2 separate regions of the Homo sapiens genome follow, and region 1 is linked to region 2. Evidence: chromatin contacts called from ENCODE Hi-C or POLR2A ChIA-PET data. All regions are on one chromosome and are shown on one strand. Each heading gives the region's core, a stretch centred on a gene start or an enhancer-like site at or near the end of the contact. The rest is flanking DNA. Distances are from core to core; before and after follow the strand shown.

The links. A loop is a pair of places that touch in the nucleus more often than their neighbours do. ChIA-PET counts read pairs that join two places held with the same protein, here RNA polymerase II (POLR2A). Pooled maps may share reads with other maps.
Region 1: a map of mesodermal cell shows a loop between it and region 2 (4-fold over the local background). The contact joins the enhancer-like site here to the promoter of LINC01213 in region 2. A Hi-C loop is called at or near these places in 5 of 168 maps with a recorded cell type or tissue (K562, mammary epithelial cell, mesodermal cell and 2 more) and 2 of 50 pooled maps. POLR2A ChIA-PET finds 5 or more read pairs at or near these places in 1 of 52 experiments (Panc1).

The regions. Positions count from the first base shown.
Region 1 is chr3:150,515,088-150,520,487 of GRCh38, forward strand. No RefSeq gene overlaps it. Among named protein-coding and RNA genes, the nearest start is that of SERP1, 29 kb to the right of the region's middle. RefSeq lists a silencer at 1-34 and an enhancer at 5,010-5,400. Within about 2 kb of position 4,089, at least 5 of the 41 ENCODE cell types and tissues checked have a DNase peak (open chromatin) inside an H3K27ac peak, as active enhancers do; they include mammary epithelial cell, where a contact is called at or near this core.
Region 2 is chr3:150,235,899-150,240,960 of GRCh38, forward strand. LINC01213 (long intergenic non-protein coding RNA 1213) reads left to right here and starts at 2,621. Exons shown (of 3, transcript NR_110168.1): 1 at 2,621-2,704; 2 at 3,037-3,100; 3 at 3,982-4,308.

The DNA of each region.
Region 1 (5,400 bases), core at 2,839-5,338, 280 kb after region 2:
CTACTTGGGAGGCTGAGGCAGGAGAATGGCGTGAACCCAGGAGGTGGAGCTTGCAGTGAGCAGAGATCGCGCCACTGCACTCCAGCCTGGGAGACAGCAAGACTCCGTCTCAAAAAAAAAAAAAAAAAAAAAAATTAGCTGGGTGTGGTGGCACGTGCCTGTAGTTATAGCTACTTGGGAGGCTGAGGTGGGAGGTCGGCTCAAGCTCCAGAGGCAGAGATTGAAGTGAGCCATGATCGAGCCACTGCTCTACAGCCTGGGTGACAGAGCCAGATCCCTGTCTCGAAATAAACAAACAAACAAACAAAAACCTGTTTGACAATGTCCACCAAAGCTAAACTTATTCATACCCTATGACTCAGCATTTCCAGTCCTGGTTATAGCCACAACAGAAATGAGTACTTAATATGTACCCAAAAAGTAATGTACAAGAATATTTACAACTTCAACAGCTCTTCATGGTAAAATCACTCAACAGACTAGGAATAGAAGTGGACTTTCTTCAGCAAGCTAAAACTGATTATAAACAAAAACAACAACAACAAACACGAATTTCATCAACCTGATAAAGGACATCTACAAAATACCCACAGCTAATATCATTCTTAATGGTGAATGACAAATGCTATTTTCCTAAGATCAGGAACAAGACAAAGATGTCCACTTTCAACACTTCTATTCAACACTACACAGAAAGTTCTAGCCTCCAAGCAGTGAGGCAAGAAGTAAAAGGAAGTAAAAGGCATACAGATTGGAAAGAAGTAAACCTCTCTCTATTTGTAGACAGTACGATCCTGTAGGTAGAACATGCTACAGATTCCACTAAAAAACTACTGGAACTAATTAAAAAGTTCAGTAAAGTAGCAGGACACAAAATCAATATACAAAATCAATTGTATTTCTACAGAGTAGCACTGAGCCAACAGAAAATGAAATTGAGAAAACAATTCCATTTACAAATACATCAAAAAGAATAAAATACTCGGGAGTAAATTTAACAAAAATGTACACTCAACACAAACATTGTTGAAAGAAATTAAAGAAGACCTAGTTAGATGGAAAGTATCCTATTTTCTTGGATTGGAAGATTTAATATTTAATTTAAAATAGCAATGTTTCCACAAACTGATCTATGGATTCAATGCAATCACTGTCAAAATACAAGATGGCTTTTTTGTAGAAATCGAAAAATTCATATGGAATTACAAGGGACCCAGAATAGCCAAAATGATCTTGATAAAAAGTAAAGTTGGGCCAGCACTTTGGGAGGCTGAGGCAGACAGATCACTTGAGTTCAGAAGTTCGAGACCAGCATGGCTAACATGGTGAAACCCCATCTCTCCTAAAAATACAAAAATTAGCCGGGTGTGGTGGCATGCGCTGTAATCCCAGCTACTCAGGAGGCTGAGGCAGGAGAATCACTGAACCCAGGAGGTGGAGGTTGCAGTGAGCCAAGATTGTGCCACTGCACTCTAGCCTGGGTGACAGCGAGGCTCTGTCTCAAAAAAAAAAAAAAAAAAAAGGAATAAAGTTGGACAACTCAAACTTCCTGATTTCAAAACTTTCAACAAAGCAACAAAGCTACAGTAATCAAGATAGTGATACTGGCATAAAGCTAGACCTACAGATGAATTGAAGTGAGAGTCCAGAAACAAACTCTCACAATGATGTTCAACTGATTTTGACAGGGGGCCAAGACAATTCAATGGGAAAAGAATAGTCTTCAACAAATGATGATGAGACAACTGGATAGTCACATGAAGAATGAAATTTGACCTCTACCTTACAATACATACAAAAATTAACTCAAAAATGGAACAAAGACCTAAATGTAAGAGCTAAAACTATAAAACTCTTAGAAAAAAAACATAGGCATAAATCTTATGACTTTGGGTTTGTTACATACGATGCCAAAAGTACAAACAACAAAAGAAAAATTAGAGAAGGTAAACATTATCAAAATTTTTAAATTTGGGGCATCAAAGGACACTATCAAAAAAGTGAAAAGATTAGTTAGCCAGGTATGGTGGTACACACCTGTAGTTCCAGCTACTTGGGAGGCTAAGGCAGGAGGATCACTTGAGCCCAGGAGTTTGGGGTTGCAATGAGCTATGATTGCGCCACTGCACTACAGCCTGGGCAACAGAGCAAGACCCTGTCTCTAAATGAATTAATTAATTTAATCAAAGTTAAAAAATAAAGTGAAGAGAAAATTCACAGAATGAGATAAAAATTTGACAAATTGTATATTTGATAAGGGACTTATATCTAGAATATATAAGAAACTATTACAATTCAATAATAAAAAGGCAAACTACCCATTTTTTTAAAAACAGGCAAATGATCTAAAGAGACATTCTCCAAAGAAGATATGCAAATAACCAATGAGCAAACAAAAAGATGCTCAACAGCATTAGCCATCAGGAAAATGTACACCAAAACCACAGTAAGATACCACTCACACCTTCTAGGATGGCTAAAATAAAAAAGACAGATAACAAGCTTTGGTGAAGATGTGGGTAAATTGGAATCCTCATACACTCCTGGTGGGTGTTGGGAACAAGCCCCTCAAAATCTGGCTGTAAACTGGCCCCAAAACTGGCCATAAACAAAATCTCTGCAGCACTATGACATGTTCATGATGGCCATAACGCCCATGCTGGAAGGTTGTGGGTTTACCGGAATGAGGGCAAGGAACACCTGGCCTGCCCAGGGCAGAAAACCACTTAAAGGCATTCTTAAGCCACAAACAATAGCATGAGCAATCTGTGCCTTAAGGACATGCTCCTGCTGCAGTTAACTAGCCCAACCTATTCCTTTAATTCAGCCCATCCCTTCGTTTCCCATAAGGGATACTTTTAGTTAATTTAATATCTATAGAAACAATGCTAATGACTGGCTTTGGCAGGTGGGAATGTAAAACGGTGCAGATGCTTTGGAAAATGGTTTGACAACTCCTGAACCAGTTAAATATAGTTACCACATGATCTAGCAGTTTCACTCTTACATATATACCCAAGAGAAATGAAAACATATTTCCACTGTCCACACAAAAACTTGTATACAAATGTCCATTGCGGCATTATTCACAATTGCCAAAAGGTGGAAACAACCCAAATGCCCATCAGCTGATGAATGGATAAATAAAATGTGGTATACTCAATATTTTTCAGCAATAAAAGGAAATGAGGTACTAATGTAGTCTACAACATGAATGAACCTTGAAAACATGCCAAGAAGCCAGTCACAAGGACAAAATATTGTGATTCCATTTATATGAAATTTTCAGAATAGACAGATCTATAGAGAGAAAGTGGATTAATGGTTTCCTGGGGCTGGGGAAATGGGGTGATCAGGTTGGAGGTGAAAAAGAACAAACTCTTGCTACAGGCAACAGTGTAGATGAATTTAACAGACATAGTGTTGAGTGAAAGAAGCCAGACACAAAATAGTACATACTGTATGATTCCATTTATACAAAGTTCAGGAACAGGTAAAACCATTCAACGGCAAGAGAGTCAGCAGCTGTTACCTTTTGGGGTATTGGCTGGGAGTAGGAATAAGGCAGCCTTTTGTGGTTTTGGGAATGCTCTATTATCTTAATCTGGAAGGTGGGTACAAGAGTGAGTGTGAGTATGTATGTTTGTGAATACATCTATGTTAAAGAATTCATTTAGTTGTACACTGAATATTTGTTCACTTTACTATGTAAGTTCAAGCACAATAACAAAAATTGTATAGATAAAATAAAAAGTACTATCCCACCAATCTAGTTAGCTTGGGAGCTTCCCTATAACTGAAGCAAACTGGATCAAAATGCTTCTCTCCTCTTCTCCAGGGCCACATAGTCTGCATATTTTTAACTTTTCCTCTTCATGGCTGCCTTCGATTGTCACTAACTGATTTCAGAGAAACCTTGAGGCAGAGAAACCTTGTGGCTTCAGGGAATGCCAGAACTTGGACCTTTAGGTCTCAGAACCCCTCTAAAAAGGTTTTCCTTTATGGCTGAGGCCTCTTTCTCTTTCCAATTGAAGGCTTATCAGGAAGGAGGGTTCCCAGGAAGCAAGCTGGGCAGGCCTACGTACTTGAAGTCTCAGAGAGTCATATAATTAAAACTCCTTTGTATTGCCTGGGTTTTCCTCTCATTATGCAGTAACCACACCCTTTTTATAACATTTATGATGTTACCTGCACATATACTCACTGGGAAACAATGTGAAGTTAAGCCTAGATCTGTGACTAACACCATAAAAGCAAAACAATCGCTCTACCTCATAGGAGTGCTGCTAAAAAGACACAAAGACATATTTTAAAATATTTACGTTAAGAGCAATACCATAACCAGGTAACATAGATGAAAACTTCATAAACTGAAAGAGGTCACACAAATGACCAAGACATAGTTTTAACTATATCATGGAAATCTCCAAAAATTATGTTCATCTATAAAGTAAGTGAAAGCACCGGAACAGCTTCCTCCAAATGAGCCTTGTAAATGGATCTACTAATAACACACTCCACTCTTAAATCTGAAAATAAACCAAGCCAATATTAAGTGAAAAGTAACCTCTGGTAAAACTGACACGCCACTTTAGGTAGCTGCAGCCATGCAAAAGTTTGATATCAAAGTATCTGAAAAGCATAGCATTCACCAGTTGTCGAAGCACCGTTCCGGGACTTGCAGCATCAGCTTCACTTGAGAACCTGTTAGAGATGCACATTCTCGGGCCCCAACTCAGGCCCACTGAATCAGAAACTCTGGGAATGGGGTCCCCAGCACTCCAGGTGTTTTTGTTGTTGTTGTTTTTGGGGTTTTTTTGAGACGGAGTCTCGCTCTGTTGCCCAGGCTGGAGTGCAGTGGCGCGATCTCGGCTCACTGCAAGCTCCGCCTCCCGGGTTGACGCCGTTCTCCTACCTCAGCCTCCCGAGTAGCCGGGACTACAGGCGCCCGCCCCCACGCCCGGCTAATTTTTTGTATTTTTAGTAGAGACAGGGTTTCACCGTGTTAGCCAAGGATGGTCTTTATCTCCTGACCTCGTGATCCGCCCGCCTCGGCATCCCAAAGTGCACTCCAGGTTTTAATTACCTCTCGGGTGATTGTGGTGCACGCTCAAGTTTGAGAACCTCAGCTGTACCCAATTACTTTAGGTGGGCAAGGGCTTTCTAGAAGATCAAACACTTCAAACACCTGGCTTCAGCTCACAAGCACGGGACAAAAGCTCTCGGTCCTCTTCCTTGTTCTCCGCGGGGTTTGTAGTATGAATCTCAGGTCACAAACTCGGACTATCACCTTAATTCAGACCCTCCCTCCCGGAGTGATCTAGGTCGTGTGTCGTCTCTCCTTCTCCGCTGTTGCAGCACAGATGGAAATGGAATGGGTCTCGCTTGCAGTCTGTCACG
Region 2 (5,062 bases), core at 1,371-3,870:
CATTTTAATTTATCACTTTGTTTTAAAGCACTGCACCATCCAAAAATAGCACAAAATTACTCATTCTATTCAAGGGTAGATGGTACTGCAGCCTTATATGAGACATGTAATCTTTCACTGATTGGGCCAGTGTGAACACAGGCCTGGTTTTCAGAGTTCTAACAGTCCCGGATGGGAGCTGCTTGTTTTTTTGAAGCAAGTTTTAAGCTTTTTTGCCACCAGAGCCACTGAAGAATGCCTGACCAGCCACAGAGAGAAGCTATGCAGCTGGGTTCTGAATTCCTTCCTTGTCTAGAGATCCAGGCAGGCTGAAATATTTTAGAAAGAGTTGACTTACCAAACTTTCTTTCTCCTGGTTTTCCATAATGTCATTTCATGTACCTATTTTTAAAATGTTTAGTTTTACATTGGATTTTGTGTTTTAAGCCTATAAAAAACTTGATTTAGGATTTCACTGGAGCCTGGCAGAATAATTTAAAGGGAGAATTTCTTGAGAAATGGAAATCAGTACTGGTTTTTCCAAAAGTTTTGTTGAGATTATTTGTGATTGCTCTTATTTTTATAGTGAGTACAGCCCCTCCTTCCCCTTGCCTTCTGCCTCCCTTTTGTATGCATAAGACAGCCTCATTCTGGTGGCCTGTCTTGAAAATCACCATAATGGAATATATATGAGGATTAGGCACAGAAATGTCAGGCCTTATTAAATTTCAGTAGTCAAACTCGCTTTTGTGTTTCCCATTACCTCTCTGGTCTCTGAGACTTTCCAGAGAGGAATAACTCTCCATGTCCCATAGGAATTGTACCCCCTCCCCCAGTTTTAGCAGAACCTTGCCTGTTGTCAGTCATTATTGGAAGACTATGATGTTTTCCACTTTCATTGACTTTTAAAAAATTCTCTTGCAAAGAAGACCTTTGGGTGATTCATGCAATCAAATTCTGTTAGGGAGGAGAAAGTCTAGCTGTCAGTGGTATTATTAAATGCCCGGTGTAAAACCACGGAATCTGGGCATTCATACCCCCTCTCCCCAAGGAGCTCAGTGAGCTTTGGATGCATTACTTTCCTTTATTCATCCTCACAAGGGAACTCGAAGAGGAAGAGGGGGGCCAGGCTTCTTTAAACAATCTTCCTAGCATTTGTAGCTGCTGTAGTATACGTGGTACGATAGTTCCCCCACCGTAATCCACAGTTTTGCTTTCTGTGGTTTCAGTTACCTGCAGGACAGTATTATAAGATATTTTAAGAAACAGAGAGAGACCACATACACATAAATTTTATTAGAGTATATTGTTATAATCGTTCTATTTTATAGTTATTGCTGCCAATCTCTTACTGTGCCTAGTGTTTAAATTAAACTTTATCATAGGTATGTATAGGAAAATATATAGTCTGTATAAAGTTCTGTACTATCTGCAGTTTCAGGCATACCCCTGCAGATAATGGGGGCTACTGTATATACATTGTTTTTCACTCTAGGTGCCTCCAACTAAGTAGAAGTGTGGAGACTCGACAAGGTTTAGAAGGAACCTAAAATAGCTATTAAAGGTAGAGCCACCAGATCAGCGCAGCTGTCAGGGTTTGAAGGCACCCCTGCTTTTGGAGTTGGCAAAGACCTAAGGAATCCACCGCAAGGAGAGAAGGAGGGGGCATGGACACACACAGGTGATTTAGGAGCCTGAGGATACACCTCACTCCCAGGCAAGCTCTCCCACCCTCTGCCGCCAAGGAGAGTGCTGGCACATCTCTCTGGCAGTCTTCCACCTGAAAGAGCTAATCTGCCAGTCATCGCACACTCATCTTCCTGTGGGCTGCCAGGAAGAATCTGGGTCAGTGGGAGTTTACAGCTGTAGGAGCAGCCAGACCAGGTCATGAACTATGGTTCATCTACTTTGCAGAAAAGATTTAATGAATCCTTTAAGGCTATGTTGCCTCTCCCAGGGGTATTTGCATTTATAAAAGAACCAATGAATAAAACCATTATTTTATATGGGAAATTGGCAAATCAAGTGGAGGAGGCATTTAAGGCCTAGTAGATCCCTCACCTAGCCATAGATTATACCAGAAGTGTGGTCGATAACTACTGTACCTATTCAACATGCAGGGCATAGGAACAGCATGGAGACTGGCACGGAGGAGGGCTGAATTCCCAGAGGGCTGCCGCCAACTCAACAGTGAGGGGCTCAGACCCTTCACCTCTGTGGGTGTCAGTGTGCTTCTCTGTAGAATGAAGGGTAGGAAGAAGAACCAGTCCACACCGCTCCTTCCACTACCTCCTTTCCTCATCCCTCTTCCTTCTCTTTCACTGTTGGGGCGGCTGTGTGGATATCAGAGTTCAGCTGTACAAGCCGGAGTGGGAAGTTTTGGCTGATTGCCAGTTTTCTTCAGAATTTCTCTACAAGTTGAGTTAGGGAGCAGCAAGCTGGTGGCAGGGTGGAACCAGTGTTTGTTGTGCTTTCCATAAAATGAGATCCATCTCTTCCAAGCCACCCTTTTCTCCAGTACTGACTAGCTGATCTCCAAGATACCTGATGGTCTAGTTTCAGGATTAGCCCTGTGGTCTGACCCGCTGGCTACTCCAGATGGAACTGTCTCCGGGCTCTTCTGTGTGCTTAGCCTTCCCTCTGGGCAGAAATGCACCAGGGAAAGGACATAACGAAACTGGTTTTATCAGAACAGCCTGCCTGAGAGAGATCAAGCAGGGCACAGGTAAAAATGTTAATAAAAATTAAAAATAGAACCTGCAGAACAGGTATTGCTCTTTTTCAGTTGGCAGAAGCCTGCTGCCAATATCAGAGTGATCCCTACCAATGTGATGAGTGTGGGGAAGGCCATAGAAAGGACCGGCGAATGCTGGCATTGATGTGTGTTATTTTAACATTTCTGAAATCCTGTTCTTAGTCTGCACACCTTGTCCGAGGCTCCGATGTTATCCAGGTGATTCATCATTTAATGCTGTTGGCTTCAACATGGATTTAATGGTAACTAAACCAAGTGCACACTATGTGAAGATCTATTCACTTGGAGGTCCTTCATTTCAGGTCACCAGGTATGCCCCTGGGCTCCTGCCGCAGCTGATCGGGTGCTAGGTGCTGAGGATACACGGTGAGTTCCTTCTCTCCCCTCAGGGGCCGGTGTCTGGATGGGTAACTTTAATATGATGTCGGATACAGAGAGGGCCAAAAGAACATGAAGGAAGGCCCTTGACCTCCCAGGTGGTGAGCTGGAGACCTTGGGGAGATGGAGTGAGGTGCAATTTGCAGGAAGAAAGGAGTTACCCAGGTGAGCGGGAGGAAGGCAATGGCATTCCCAGTAGAGGGAGCTCTCTTTTTGTATATTGTGGACAGGAAGGAAGTGGGAGGTGGAAGGTGGGAAGAAGGTGGTCAGAAGGAAGAAAAGGAATTGCATTCTCTCCCTTTCCTACCCATCTGCACTCTTATTGCTGCAGAAATAGAGAGAGAAAATCCACATCTAGGGATGGTTTTTATCAGCTTAAAGGAGGTAGAATAAATTTGGATTACTGTTTCTAATAGCAACAAAACAAACAAATCAGAAAACCCAAGCTGCATGCAACCTGAATGTCTATCCATAGACATTGCTTAAACAAACGCAGTACATTCATATATATTATGGAATAATATGTAGTTTTAAAAAAAAAATAAGATAGCTTTATATGTAGAGAGATATCCAAGAAATATTAGTAAATAAAAAAGCAAGTCATAGGAAAATATATATAGTGTATACGTTCCCATTTATGTAAAGAAATATATGCATCTTGCTTGCGGTCATGTATTTTTGTGCATCTATATACATGCACATATATAAACACATAGAAAAAGGGTCTGGAAAGATTCTTAACTTCTGGGGAGGGAAGTGGGATTGGAGGATGGCAAAGAAGGACTTTCACTTTCTGCTCAGTTTGCTTCTATATTGTTTATATTTTTACCCGAGAATATATTACTGAGGTAATTTTTTTTTTTTTTTAGTCTGGGAGAAAGCAATTGGAAGAAATGCAAAGCTCTTCAAAGGAGACCTATAAAGTCATCTTTGTTTTGTTCATTCTTCTCATGTTTCTGCATTCTGGGCATTCTCCTAAATTGGGGAGAAACCAAAATGCCCAGAAGTCAAATTCTGCAACTGTCATCATGCAAAATGTCAAATGAGAGAACCAAAGTATGCTGGATTCTATATTGTTAGGAAGGGATGGTTAATTTGATTGACTCTTGGGAGCTATTTTTCTAGCATTAAGTAATTCTAGGGAACCCTTCTGTGATCATCTCTGAGTAAATAAAGAAGTGAAATTGCAATTCAAATAAGGAATCAACTTTAATGCTCTCATAGAGAATATAAGCCAAATTACAGTGTGAATTTAAATTGTAATATGTCAGAGGCACATTATCTCAATGGCAATATTTTCTAAAATGTCTCTTCTTTTTTTTTTTTTTTTTTTTTTGAGACGGAGTTTTGCTCTTGTCCGCCAGGCTGGAGTGCAATGGCTTGATCTTGGCTCACTGCAACCTCCACCCAGGTTCAAGTGATTCTCCTGCCTCAGCCTCCCAAGTAGCTGGGATTACAGGCATCCGCTGCCACGCCCAGCTAATTTTTGTATTTTTAGTAGAGATGAGGTTTCACCATATTGGCCAGGCTGGTCTCAAACTCCTGACCTCAGGTGATCTGCCTGCCTCGGCCTCCCACAGTGCTGGGATTACGGCTGTGAGCCACCGCTCCCAGCCTAAAATGTCTCTTCTTACCCAGCTTCCACCTCCAAGCACACATGCCTCTCACACATCTGTGATTTTGTTATCTAGTACTGAGCCAACAACAAAGCAGAACATCTAGCACCAACAAATATTTAGATGATACACTGTTAAAGCAGCTCCCACTAACACCAGATAGGCTTAGGGGTCATTTTGCTCTTTAGCATCTCCCCTACCGAAGCCTGCAGAAAATTTCTAAGCTTATCTGGTGCCGGTGGGAGCTGAGTTCAACCCCGCTAGACAACAGAGTCCCAGACTGTATGTCCCAGATTCAACCTCTGGTTCATGTCAGATCTAGCAAGAGTTTGGG